2 separate regions of the Mus musculus genome follow, and region 1 is linked to region 2. The links are chromatin loops, found by intact Hi-C in ENCODE. Cell type or tissue: left cerebral cortex. All regions are shown on one strand. Links, peaks and the distances in the headings refer to the core of each region. The heading gives the core; the rest is flanking DNA.

The links. Peaks named below come from ENCODE experiments on the same cell type or tissue, not always from the same donor. Only the 100,000 strongest peaks of a DNase experiment are listed, where the experiment ranks them.
Region 1: it touches region 2 in a loop (2.8-fold over the local background); 1 of 42 quality-filtered maps calls a loop at or near these places.

What each region holds. Positions count from the first base shown.
Region 1 is chr15:80,589,108-80,595,980 of GRCm38, forward strand. All of the region lies in intron 1 of Grap2 (GRB2-related adaptor protein 2), which reads left to right. Among named protein-coding and RNA genes, the nearest start is that of Grap2, 20 kb to the left of the region's middle. In left cerebral cortex, for the core only: no CTCF peak of the experiment used is centred there; no DNase peak of the experiment used is centred there.
Region 2 is chr15:80,527,286-80,534,158 of GRCm38, forward strand. The region is part of intron 2 of Enthd1 (ENTH domain containing 1); the gene reads right to left. Among named protein-coding and RNA genes, the nearest start is that of Enthd1, 30 kb to the right of the region's middle. In left cerebral cortex, for the core only: no CTCF peak of the experiment used is centred there; a DNase peak (open chromatin) is centred at 3,176; H3K27ac peaks cover 457 bases.

The DNA of each region.
Region 1 (6,873 bases), core at 576-5,575, 61 kb after region 2:
TTCTGAGTTCGAGGCCAGCCTGGTCTACAAAGTGAATTCCAGGACAGCTGGGGCAACACAGAAAAACACCCAAGGCATAAATATCTTGACATTCAAGGCCAACCTGGGCTACATAATGAGTTCATAGCCAACCTGAGCTATGTAGCAAGACACCCCCCCAAAAAAAAGGCCATATGTAAATATTATAAACATAAAAATTATACTCTGTACTTGTCTATATGTTTTCTATTTTTTGACTGAGCATAAAAAGATCACATCAGATCTAGAAGTTAGAGTTGAGCGCGCTTTCTCATGACTTGATTTTTCAGCTTAAAAGCTCTCCACACTTTGAGTTGTGAGCGGCATCCTTTGCCTCCCAGCTTGGTTCTGGTTCATCTGACTAAATGTGGCACCCCATAGGATCATGGGGTCCAGGCTTACGCTGCACACAATGTCAGCTGAGCTGCTTGTTCCCTTAGTGAAAGGGAATGTGTACAAAATGTGAGAAAACATTACTTTTTTAGCACATTAAAAAAAATATTAGTGCTAGAGAAATGGCTCAACAGTGAAAAGCATAGACTGCTCTTTCAGAGGACCTGAGGTCGGTCACAGACACACACAGACACAGACACACACACACACACACACACACACACACACACGTCCCTGTTTTGTTATTTTAATTCATTAGCAAAGCAGACATTTCATATTTTGGCCAGATGGCTTTTTAAGGAATCATCTTTTAAAGGTTAACCATAGAGCAACTGCCAGCTACATGATATGTGTTCAATACATGGTTTGTTTCTTGTTTTTGAAGACTGTGCTCTCCCAGACAAAAGACAACTTTGGTCGTTTAAAACAGCAGTCGACAAGAACGGCTTCTGATTGCTTCTCTTCTCGGTGCACGGGAGAAGTCATTATCAGAGATGGGAAGTTGGAGGAAAGAGCCAGAAGTATGACAGCACCGGTATTGTTGAGAGCAGATTGTGATTGTGTCGGTGTTATTGCGATGCACACTCCTGTGAGGGATTTATCGCTAGACCGGATTAGAGCTGTGTTGTTAATGTAATGAAGGATTGATTGGCCCAGAGCCCTCACCTCCCCCTGAGCCAACCTCTGAAGCACGGCTCCTGCCCTTTCAGCAGCGTCCCCAGCTCACAAATGCAATCCAGTAACAGACCCTAATCTCAAACCCCAGACAACTTTCCTAACAACACACCTCCCTATCACTTGCCAGCAGTGTCCTGTTCTCCTCAACATTCCCCCAAAAGCCCTCAAACCAGGGAGCTTTCGGGGAGTTAAAAAGGGAAATGCAGGATTGCCTGGCTCTATTGGTATTTTTCATATCTTAGTCAACTTGAATCAGAACCAGGACAGAATCCCTACAACTCTTGCTCCTGAGATTCGCTAGTTCTTCCCACTGCTCTGACTGCTTGCCTCTGGGCTGTGTGAGCGGCAGCTGATCACCTCTTGGTGTGTTTAGAGCTGTTCTTGCCCTAGACAGTCTAAGCGGTAATCGACACTGCCATGTGGTTGTAGAACCCATGAGTTGGGGTTAGGCTCCCGTTGGACAGCAGGAATCAGGCAGAACTGTGAATGCTCTACCCAAAAAAGGAAAAGAAAACTCCAAGGAACACCCTTGGCCTTAAGGGAGAAGTTCAGATGGATACTGAACTTGTATTGGAGTCTCAGCTCCTCCTTTGCCCATAGGTTTGGCTCAGATAAGTAACTTAGACATAGAGGGGTTTGTGGTTCTCTTCAAAACTGAAAGCAATTCTGTTTTCTCAGAATTGTGTGTGTGTGGCGTGGTCGATGTCCCAGCTCCAGGTTAACCAAACCTCAATAATATCCTTTCTGACTCGGGCTCCTGAAGCATTTTAAGATGTTGCCTATTTAGCCGCACAACAGCAAATGGTACAAAGGATGTATATTCTCTAGGATAATGGTTAACAAATAAGGGGAAACTGGAGTCTAGAAGAGATGCTGTAACACCCTTCTCTGACCAGTCCACATATCTTAGATTTCTGTAGGAGATAGACTTTCCCCCTCTGGTGCTGGGAACTGGATTTAGGGTCCCACACAGGTTAGGCAAGCATACTGCCACCAAGATATTTTCTAGTTATTCCCAGCCCGCCATCCCATTTTTGCTAGGTCTCATGTAGTCCAGTCTAGCCTGGAACTCATTACATAGCTGAAGATGACCTTGAACTGCTGGCCCTCCTGCCTCTTAAAGGCTAAGGGTACAGGCGTGCACCACCACACATGGTTTCTGTAGAGTTAGGAATCAAACCTAAGACTTGAGGCCTGCCAGGCAAGCACTCTACCAGCCGAGCTACATCCCCAGCCCTGAAGCATCTTATTTTGTGAGTGGAAAACAGAATGCATACTACCATCTCAGCTGTCTCAGAATTTGCTGCTAAATTCGGAATCAACTTTTACGAAGGTTATTGCAGATGATAATAAATGAAGTTCTTCTGGGATGCCCAAAAGTTATCTTTTTCGAGTTCACCGCAGGGCCCACTGATGGTCCAACTGGGCTCTGAGTGATTAGCACCTTTGGGAAAGAGCCTGCCTGGTTGCTGTTCACCTTGTTTGTTAGTCTGTAATGTATTTCAGTGTGCAGAGTTGTATTATATAAACAATAATTTTTCATTATTATAATAACATTTTCCCATAATTGCAAAAATATTTCTGACCTGAGTTTATTCTTGTCATGGCCGTGTGAGCAAGCAGAGTCTTGCTTGCCTGTGAAATATATTAATAATATATTAATTAGCTTCCCCGCACTGCCCAAACAAGGAGCAGGAAAGATTTATCTAAATCATGAGAACTGAAATGAAGCCAACACTTTATTAATTATAGTTTAAGGGACAGCCTCAGAATTTAAGTAGCACAGCAAAATTCAGACCTAACTTTTGAGAGGAGATAACAGAAAATACCACTCAATTAACAAAACACTTATTTAGCATCTAGCAGGGGAAAATTCTGGAAGGTCAAAGAGGTTGAGACATAAAATTGGCCAATTTCATTTTATGGTCATAGTTAAAAGGCAATAGAAGGCAAGGTCATAGAAGTGTTTTGATTTACTGTCAATTAACCTCAACATATCGGGTTGAGCTGTATGAAATTGATAAAAATCTGACTAATTTTTAGCGCCCCTAAAGTGGCCACTTGCTAGGATTCGACCTTATACAAAGGTACTTTTGGCATAGTATCCCAGCACCTAAAACACAATGCTCCTTTCATTTCCTTTATGTATCTTTATACCAAATGCTTCATCACTGGCTGAAGCATCCATTGTGAGAATGGCTTCTGCTAGGTGACTCCAGGTCAGGGATTTGGTTCTTGCTGTTTTATATCTCGTCCGCCCCGAGTCATTAATAGCATACACCTTGCAGTTTTAAAGTTTCTCGTTACATTAGACCCATCTCTTGATTCTACTTAAGAGTCATCAACCCCTACCACCTGCCTCCTGCGAGCCCTTCCCCGACTTTATTCTCCAGTGACACTTCTGTTGTTACTGTCACGCATAACCTTCACCTCCCTTCCCACTCACCGGGCAGAGGTGCTTCAAGCTCTCTTTCCCGTCTCCATTCCTTCAACCTTTACTATAGACCAAGCATCTGCTTTTAATAGGTTTGGGGATAGTCCCCCCAGCAAACATTAAATTACCTCATTAAAGATGTATACAGCCTGCTGATGCCAGCTACTGCAGCAACTAAGGAAGAACGTAACTAGTAAATAAAGTCTGTTGAGTACACTAGAAGGGGCAGGTGATGTGAAATATATCAACTGACATACAGTGAGTGGGCCAGGGGATCTCCACACGAGAGAAGTCCTTTACCGGTCAGGGTGAGTCTCTTTTGCATCACTTCCTGGCATGTCATATGTGCTGTGTGAAGGACAACAGTCCACACTGGCTGGTGACAGTTCTAGAAGGTTCTCATGAGCTGTGCTCCTCCCAATTTCTCATTACATAATCTCTGCTACAGAAATCGGATTTACGTGAATAATGGTCACGCCAATAAGGGCAGTCCCAGTGGATTAAAGTTAAGTTTCCTTTGTGAACTTGGATCACCAGTTCTGTGGTGTCAGGTTCTGAATTCCCCAGCTGTCCGTTTAGGATTGCGGGGGACCATGCTTAGGAAACTACCCTAATGGAGAGTCAGCTCTTTTATTTTCAGGTTCTTATCAACTAATTCCCTTCCCTTCACAATATGTACATTAGCATAAGTATGAGTTTAATGCTATCTACCAGAAACCATCCATGCCCTTCCCATGCATTGATTTAATCTTATCCTACAGAATATTGCCACTGTTATATACATTAAAGAGAAGAAAACAGCCATGTGGAGTGTGTACATCTTTAATCCCAGCACTCAGGAGGCAGAGGCAAGCAGATCTCTGTGAATTGAGGACAACCTGGGCTACATAATGAGAATCTGTTGAGAGAGAGAGACAGACAGACAGACAGACAGACAGACAAAACTGAGGCCAGAAAAATCACGTAAACTCCTAAAACTCAGGGCCTTAAGCAGGGTGTCAGTAACTCATTTGATTATCCTGGGAACTCTGTTTAAAAAAAAGCAAATGCTTTCCCAAGAGTATGGGGCTAAGGTGTGACAAAGTTATCACCTTGCCTTTTGATGTATCGGTGAGGCTAAATCAAGGAACACTTGCTCCAGGGACACTATGTTCTCTCTCAGGAAGACCTACTTGCCCCTACACCCGCAGCACAGACAAGGGACACATGCCCTGCCTGTAACCTTCTTGCTAAGTCACATCTAGCTCTATATCTTATCATCACCACCCTGCTGGGGTCCAGATACTGTCAAGAAAGCACTCTCCACTCTCCCTCCCGTTATGCCTAGTGTGCAAGTGCTGATGATGTGACTTGATTCAAAGCAACTTTACAGAAGGTCTCTCAGTCAACCTGAGAGACCGCTGACTCATTTGCACCCTTCTGAGGGGCTCCTATGGCCGCTGCAGTTCTCCTGAATTGGGCCCAGGCCTCAGGAACTCATGCAGATCAGCATGCCAGCACCCTGGCTTCCTCCCAGCTGACGAATGCTGACTTCTTTGGCACAGACTTTGGAGTTGTCTTTGTGTTACATGACAAGCTGCCCCTGCTCTTAACCACCAGGACCCCACTGTACATATCCCCGAGGCAGGATACACAGGTTGCCTTGCAAAAACAGTAAATATCAGGGAGGAAAATGCTGGCTCTTCAGCCCCCACAGTAAGTGCCATCGCTCCACTCTAAAGTTAGAGTAACCAAATAGGAGTCGATTGATATCAGGTCTTATAAACACACACACACACACACACACACACACACACACACACACACACAGATGCTGAAACATAAAGACCCTGACAGCCCAAAGCAAAACAAAAAAGCAACTTCTGTCTCATCCTGGGAATGAAAACTGATAGGCTAGCTCTCCAGGATAAAGAATGGAAAAATGAGCAGGGCACCAGAGTAGAGAGAGCTCCTTACATGCACCTGTGGGCTTAGTTAGCCAGAAGGCTGAGGTGGGGGAGGGGGGCCTGAGCCCAGGAGTTTGAGGTCAACCTATGGAGACTCCAATTTTTAAAACAGAAGAAAAATGGATACTCTTGCTTTTCTACACAGAGAGAGAGAGAGGCAGAGAGACAGAGAGAGAGAGAGTTGTACAATGAATACCAGAACAAAGGTAGTTAGTTACTGTACTGATGAAAGATCTTAGTATAGCCAAGGATTATCTCCTTGTTTAGAGTTAAGCTAAGCCAACTGTTGTGGTAGATGCTCAAAATTGCAGCATTCAAGAGGCTGAGGCATCAGCCTCTTGAATCTAGGGCTAACCTGAGCTTCATTGTAGGTTTGAAGTCAGCCTGGGCTACATGGTGAGATCCTAAATCAAAACAGGACCAAGGAGAAAAAGAGAGGGAATGGGAGGGACTTAAGATAGCCACGTGGACTTACCCATCTTTCCGGAGCTTCACCTCAGGCATCGGCAGAGGCAACCTCTAGAAAGGCAGTAAGGAAAAACAAAGACACAGTTGGCAGCTCAGTGGGGTTCCATTCCCCCATTTCATGTCATCTGCGTGACCTGGGTAAGTTACTTCACCATCCTGGGCTTTCATTCCTTCACCAATAAAATGGAAATAATAAAATAAGAAGAGCCGGCATGGGTTCAATGACAGGTCAGATGACGTCATAGGGAAATGTTATTTAGCCATTTGTTTTGGCGAGTGTTTATGTGTCTTTGTATCAGTGAGTATATTCACAGGGCACACGTGGAGGTCAGAGGACAGCTCGCAGGAGTCACTCTCCTTTCGCTGTGTGGGTTTGGGGATTGAGTCAGGTGATCCGCCTTGGCAGCAAGTTCCTTTGCCCACTGAGCCATCTCCCTGGCTCTCCTTTTCATTTTTATTACATTTAAGATATATTATTTTGCACGCACGCATGTAGATGTATGTGCACACATATATACAAGAGGACAGGGGTTGGTTTTCTCCTTCCACCATGTCAATCCCAGATGAAACTCAGGCTTGATGTCAGGCGGCAGGTAGCTTTACCATTGCCATCTTGCTGGCCTTCTGTGACTCGTTTATAATAGACAGCTGAAATGGGCTACAGGACCCAATAGGAGACTAGTGAGTGTTTTATTTTAATTTTAATTTGAAATTTATGTTTTGCAGACACTTCAGTGTTACTCTTCCCTCTGTCTTCATAGAGAGGCTTAGCCATCGTCGGAGCACAGCCTTTCCTTTCATTACGAGTCATTATTAAGTCGCTTTAAGTTTCTCTTCTGCAGGAAATGAAGCAGATTTCTTAATGAGTCTGTTTTACATGTTCTAATCCTTTATTTGAACTTCCCAAGCAGCTCCAGATGCAGAGTACACAGAAAC
Region 2 (6,873 bases), core at 996-5,995:
GTGCACACATGCTTTCGGTGAGTATGCATGTGTGTGAGAGTGTGTGTGTGTGTGGCACTGCACACATGTGGAGATCAGCGACAGCTTCCAGGAGTTGGTTCTCTCCTACTACTCTGTAGGTTCTGGTCACCTGGCTCAGTGACAAGCACTTTCCCTAACTGGGCCGTCTCAGCGGCTCCTGGGTTTATCATTATTGCTCTAGTTAGTATATGATGCCTATCCATCGTTTTCTATCCATCTGCTTCCGTGAACGGAGATGCACAGCATATGTCAGGATTTCTTTGCCCACATCTGATAGTCTCTGATTCTAACAGGAGTTCCATCTGCTAATGTCCACTGTAATTAATATTCTAGGGCTTAATCGTATCAGTTTACCTTTTGAATTTCTACCCCCTTTACTGTATACTTCTAATTATAAAGATTTTTTTCTTCTTCTTACACTCTCCTTGTGGAGTTAGTGTGCTCTATTTGTTTCTCTTGGAGCTTTACTGGAAAGCTCATCATACGCCTCCCTTCTGAAGGTTTGGAGTCAGATATTCTCAGCTCTCAGCAAAGACCGTTAGAACCATCTACCTCCATCTTATGTGCCACAGCTACCCACTATTTCAGCTTTTTGGCTTTGTTTGTTTTTGTTTTGTTTTGTTTTGTTTTGAGGCAGGGTCTCATCCTAGCCCAGGCTGGCCTTTTGGCAATCTTCCTACTGCAGCCTCCAAGTGCTGGGACTCTGCTGTTGTTTTTACCTAACAGTTAAGTGATGCTCTTTTCACTCTGTAAACAGGTTGACCCTTTATCCATCACTTTCTGTTTTCCAAACTTGCTTCTGAGAGAATTATTTTTCTTTTTGTTAAAATAGGTTTCTTTTTTTAAAAATTTTTTCAAGTTCTTCTTTAACTAATTCATCCATTTAGTCTTTATAATTTCTTTAAAACTGACTATGTGTGGTTCTATCCTTCACTTATATAAATGTTTAGATGTTGAGTGTTCTGCATCTGACCATTTTTAGGGACTGGTATGTGTGTGGGGGGTGAGTGTTTGTGTGTGTGTGGGGTGAGTGTTTGTGTGTGGGGGGAAATGAGTGTCTGTGTGTGGGGGTATGTGAATGTTTGTGTGTGTATGTGTGTGTGGGGTGAGTGTGTGTGTATGTGTGTGTGTGTGTAGGTGAGTGTGTATGTGGGGGGGTGAGTGTTTGTGGGGGGGTGAGTGTGTGTGTGGGGTGAGTGTGTGTGTATGTATATGGGGGTTAATGTTTGTGTGTGTATGTGTGCAGGGGGTGTGTGTGTATGTGTGGGGGGTGAGTGTGTGTGTATATGGGGTGTGGGGGGGTGAGTATGTGTGTGTGGGGTGAGTGTGTGTGTATGTGGGGGGGTGAGTGTGTGTGTATGTGGGGTGTGGGGGTGAGTATGTGGGGGGGTAAATGTTTATGTGGGGGGGTGTATGGTGTGGGGGTGAGTATGTGTGTGTGGGGTGAGTGTGTGTGTATGTGGGGGGTCAGTGTGTGTGTATGTGGGGTGTGGGGGTGAGTATGTGTGTGGGGGGTGAGTGTGTGTGTGTGTGTCCCTGCTTATATTCCCCTGCTGTGGTGAGTCCAGCCTGTGAGCTCTCTTCTTGGCTTTACCTGGTGAAACCTCCCAGGGACTCACTGGTAAACTGAGGTGGTCTCCTCTGCAGAGGACCTCAGACCCATGTCAGCCCCTGCAGGGCCTGCACTCGGCACTTCTCACATTCCTGAGAGGGTGTCCAAGACTCTCCTTCATGCTTCAGGCACGGAGAACTCATTCCTTAGCCAGTGCTACCCATACTGAGTCCATCCCTAACACACCACCAGCACCAGCTTCAGTCCCACTGACTTCAGCTCACACATTCTGCTCTTGGAAGGGAAAGTCCTTGGGGACTCTCATAGTTCTGTGGGGACAGTTAATGCCCAGCACATCCTTTATGGTCATGCACAGAAAGGGCCCCAAATTATTACAAGAAGCAGAAATTTGAAATGTTTTATCATAAATCAGCATATAATATGATTGAGTTAGTGTGCACCTGTGATTTCAGAACTTGAGAAGCTGAGACAAGAGGATTGAGCCCAGGTTAGCCTGGGCTACACATCAAGACCCCTGCTCCTCTCCTCCACGAAGGAAAAAAAGAAAGAAAGAAAAAAAGAAAGAAAGAAAGAAAGGAAGAAAGAAAGAAAGAAAGAAAGAAAGAAAGGAAGGAAAGAAGGAAGGACACTCCTCTCAAGCTGTCCCCAGCTCTTGTTGTCACACCTCTGTGTGTATGTCGGCCTGGGGCTGTGTTCATCAAGTTCTGACTACTTAGGACGGTGATTAGAAGTGACCAGATCTTTACAGCAAGCCTGCATCATTTTACAGGAACAAAGTAACTTTTCCAAAACAAAAAAAGAAAGTCAGATGAAGTCAATACCCTTTGTAAAGACTGTTGGTTTGGGAAGGCAGGGGACATGAATAATAGGGTGGGTTTTGTTGTTGTTGTTGTTGTTTACTTTTAAAATATAAGCATTCAACAGAAGGCCTCATAAGCATAAGCATTGCAGTGGCAACCAATGTATGTGTGAGCCCTCTCAGCTGTTGTGTGTGTGCAGAGAAAACCAAGCCTGAGCCTCTGTCAAGGTTGTCAGTAGAGACTGTGGCATCCATGGTGCTGGCTGTGACTATAGAGGCAGCACGATGATCTGCAGTCTAACTGGTTCACCAACCACCACGTATTTTCTGACAGGAATGCTTCCAAGACACACAATGCCTTTAGGTTTCCCACTGCCCAGAGGACTCCTCCTTAAATACTACAAAGACAACACCTTCCAGGGAACTCAGAGGAACTGGGGTGGGAAGGCAATGCTTCTGGAGGGCTCTGGTGCCCCTCTGAGGAAGGCCTGTGAGACCCGCAGAGCCAGCGCTGGGTTGGAGCTGCTCTCTCCAGCCTGCTGCTTGCTGTCAAAGCAGCAATTAGCCTTCAGTGCATTTCTTCCTTCAAAATCAAAATCTTCCAAATAAAAACCACCCAGGCAATCGACAAGAATTAAAACGTAGGGGAAACATCCAAGAGGAGAGAGAAGAAAAAACAAAAAAAACAAAAAAACAGTAAGTGGTGATGCACGGAGGCTGCTTCTGCGCATGCGTTCCTTTGCCTTGCTAATTTACCTCGAAGCAGTCAGTGCAGCTGTTGCAGCGCGAGGCTTTCTAGTGATGCTCTCAGCAGCGCATCCCGCTGTAACTAAATAAGGCAGGCGCATCTTTAGACTCCCACTGATGCAAATGTACCTGTACGATACCATCCTCTTTCCTCTAACTCAGATGCGGAAGTCATTTTCAGTTTCTCCCTCCCTTCTCCAGTGTGACATCCACTTAGCCTGCTGCCTCCCTTGATGTGGTGCTGTCTTCAAACATGACTGTCCCCTCATCTGTCCCACCCAGAGCAGGCCCTGTGCCCAGACAGAAACCATTGTTCCTCGCAGTCTCTCTACAACCCACATCTCCTTCATTTCCACACAAAGCAGTAAGAATTATCTCCCCCAAACAGCTGTTTTCTGTAATAAGAAAGCGAAGTTCTGCGACTAAGCTAAACAGCCCTCCTGTTCAAGGCCTGAACCGCTTCTTAGATGCAAGTTCTAGCAAATTGAAATTTCCAAACACCATTTATTATGCCTTTTGTTAATTGCTCAGAGAACTTTCAAGTATCTGCCCACATTTTTCTGCATATTCAAATTTAGTTTTTATTCCACTTAGTATACAAGCAGTTCTTACACGCCTAATCTGCCTTCTGCTTGTACCCTTCCCCACTGTGGTAGGGATTATTTTACTGTCTTTTCATTCTCTCCGTCTCTCTAGATAAGCACAGTTGACACATGGCTTCGCATCTCCCTTGAGAATAGCAGTGTCCATGTGGCTGGGTGATAATGACATGTAAGGGAGACCGTCAGATGCCACTTGACAGGATGAGGCACTCCTTCCTTCCTTCCTATTACCAAGAATATGCATGTGACGCTGGTGCCCAGGTAGCTATGCCGTGTGAGTTCGGAACAGCCATGAGCCAGAAAGGACCTGAAGCTGCTAACACCACAGGAAGCCGCATCATAGTCCCCCAACACCTATCCTACTGAACTTAAGCCCCTGGGATTTCCGTGGCTCCCCCTATTGCCGACAGGTGACTACCCACTTGGCACGCATCTCTCCTTCTCTGTGTACCATTTGTTACTTCTCTTGTCTCAGGAAGGAAGCCCCTGACCAATTCATTTCCTTTTTCTTATTCTTGTCCCAAAATATCTGCTTTATTTCTTCCTTTAAAGTGCAGCTTGTGATCCAACTCCTTCACAGAAATGGAGACTGTGGACTGGTACTACAGCGACACTGCCTCAGACTAGACACTGCCTCAGACTAGTCGCTCCCTTCTAAGCATAAGCACATATGTATCTAGTGCAGACTGCAGTAAATGAAACAAAATAACCCAACCGAGGTTCTGTTAACAGGCCTCCAGCAGCGTCTGCATCCAAACCTGCACTTCCAGCAGTACTTCCCACCGCCTCGCACCTGGACCCCGTTGTCGTGGAGCAAGTACATCTCGCCATGTCACTTCCATGACAGCAGAAACACTAGATTTGCTTATCACACCTAGTGTAGTGCCTGGCAGATGGCAGGCCATTCTCTCTATATGTGTGTGCTGCTAAACAAATTTCATTATAACAAAGCTTCAGAATTTATTTTTCCTTTGAGGCATGGTCCAGCTGTGTGGCACAGGTTAGCTTCAAGCTCGGTTCTCCTGACTGGGTCCTTTAGTACTGCGGTTTCAGTTGTGTGCCACTATGTCTTCAAGTTCATGATTTAAAAAAACAGCCATTCAGAGCTCTTCTTGGTGACCGAGGTGTGTCATAACATTGGGAGATGCTGCTTGGATCGTACTCTATGACTATAAAATTAACAAACCAGAATTTCTTGTGTGCCTCACAGACATGGCACACATGGGACGAGTTACTTCTATAGTGACAAGTTTGTTGTCACCCAAGCTGTGGCTGGCTAGAGGCAGGAGCATGTGACCCTCCTGCTCCTCCACGGGGCCACCACTTGCTTCAGCACTGCAGCCATGTCTCTGTTTAAATTCCTCTCCTCCAAAATGCTGCCCCGTCCCATATCTGCCCCTGACTAAAGCCGCCCCTGCCTGCTGTCCCTTTTGATAAAGGACGCACTACTATCTGACGTGCTTTATGCTCTTCTGAGCATGTGTGCCCATAGGCTGGCCTCTGCCACAGAGGCTCTGTGAGGAAGGGAACTTGACTCCCTCACTGCTGTTGCCTCCACTGCTACAGGGCAGTCAGACTCCAAGTAAGAAAGCTCAAGAAGACAGGGAGTCAACACGTGACAGAAAGGCCGGGAGATGGGCCCACTGGTAAAGGGCCTACCATGCAAGCATGAGGACCTATGTAATCCATATGACTTGCAAGTGACCACCTTTGCTCCCCAGAGCTGAATAGAGACAAATGCTAACAGCACTGAAGCTGGACTTTACATCAGTACCTGGCTACTGAGCCCAGAAGCCATGTAAGAAGCCAGCTACTGCAGCACAATCTGTAATCCCAGCACTCTGGGCAGACACAAGGGGCCCCTGACCAGCCACCCTGCTTGAACTGACAAGGTCCCGGCTCAGGGAGACACCCTGCCTCAAAAAAAAAAAAAAAAAATAGTGGGACTCAGTTAAGAGTTAAGGAAGATACTGGCATTGGCCTCCAGTCTCCATATTCACATGTACCCTCAAGGTGCACACACCTACATGTATATAACACACATACACACACACACACACACACACGAGCAAGAAAGATGACAGAAAACAGCAAAAGTGACAAATAAGCTCAGACGAGTCGTAGCTGGTGTCACACTTCTTAGGGTCAGCTGTGGGGTGCTTATTTCATGATAAATGGGTCCCCTGAAAAAGATGTTCCACTAGTTCTAGAAGTATTTGGTGGTGTTTACTGTTATAACTACAAAGAACCCCTTTTAATGCCTCTCTTTGTCAGTGACCCACAGCTACAAGGTGACCCTTGACAAAGTCAGCGGAGGATGAGTTCAGAGCTAGTTTGTGCTGATGTAACTGCTGGTATTTTAAGTTTCTGTGCTTTGCTGACAATCGGGATTCACTGCTCATGCTGACTCCCTGCAGCTCTTTGGGGGTTTGCTGAACAGCTATCTTGGTGAGCTCAGTCTGCTAACAGCACCGTGAAATGGGTGACTCAGAAACAACAGTACTCGTTTCCAAACATGAGATGCTTGCAATCAGAGCGTTTGCAAGGGCAGGCCCTAAGAAGCTGCCTCTTCCCACAGCAGCAGGAGTGTAAGCGAGCTCTCTAGGGTCTCAGGGCTCACTCCTGTTGAGGGCTCTACCCCTGGAACCTAACCATCTCCCAGGGGCCCCACCTCCCACCAGCGCACTGTGAACTCCATTTCAACATAGGGGTGGGGGCAAACCTTCAGTCCAGCATCATGGCATGGATGCTGTCTGTGAGCAGGAGGCGATCTGTGATGCCCCGCGGATGCCTGCATTTCTAGCACTGATTTTGGTTGCTTTCAAGGGGCAGCTAAGACTAAGCCGGACTTCACCCATGTTTTCTTCTCCTAAGCGCCCGCCTACCTTCATGCTCAACCCACCAGTAGGTACCTGAGAAGCTACAGTAAGAGGGCGTTCTTTGATGTTTCAGAAAGATTAATAGGAAAGATCATTTCCTTTCCCTTATAATGTTATATCTCCCCCACCCTCGCTTTCAAAGTTCAGCAATCCAGAGTCAAAGTTGCAGGCAAAGGAAAGCCTTACAAAGAATCATGCTAGAAAAAAATATTTAAATTATGTTGGAATCTTCACCACATTTTTAAAAACATG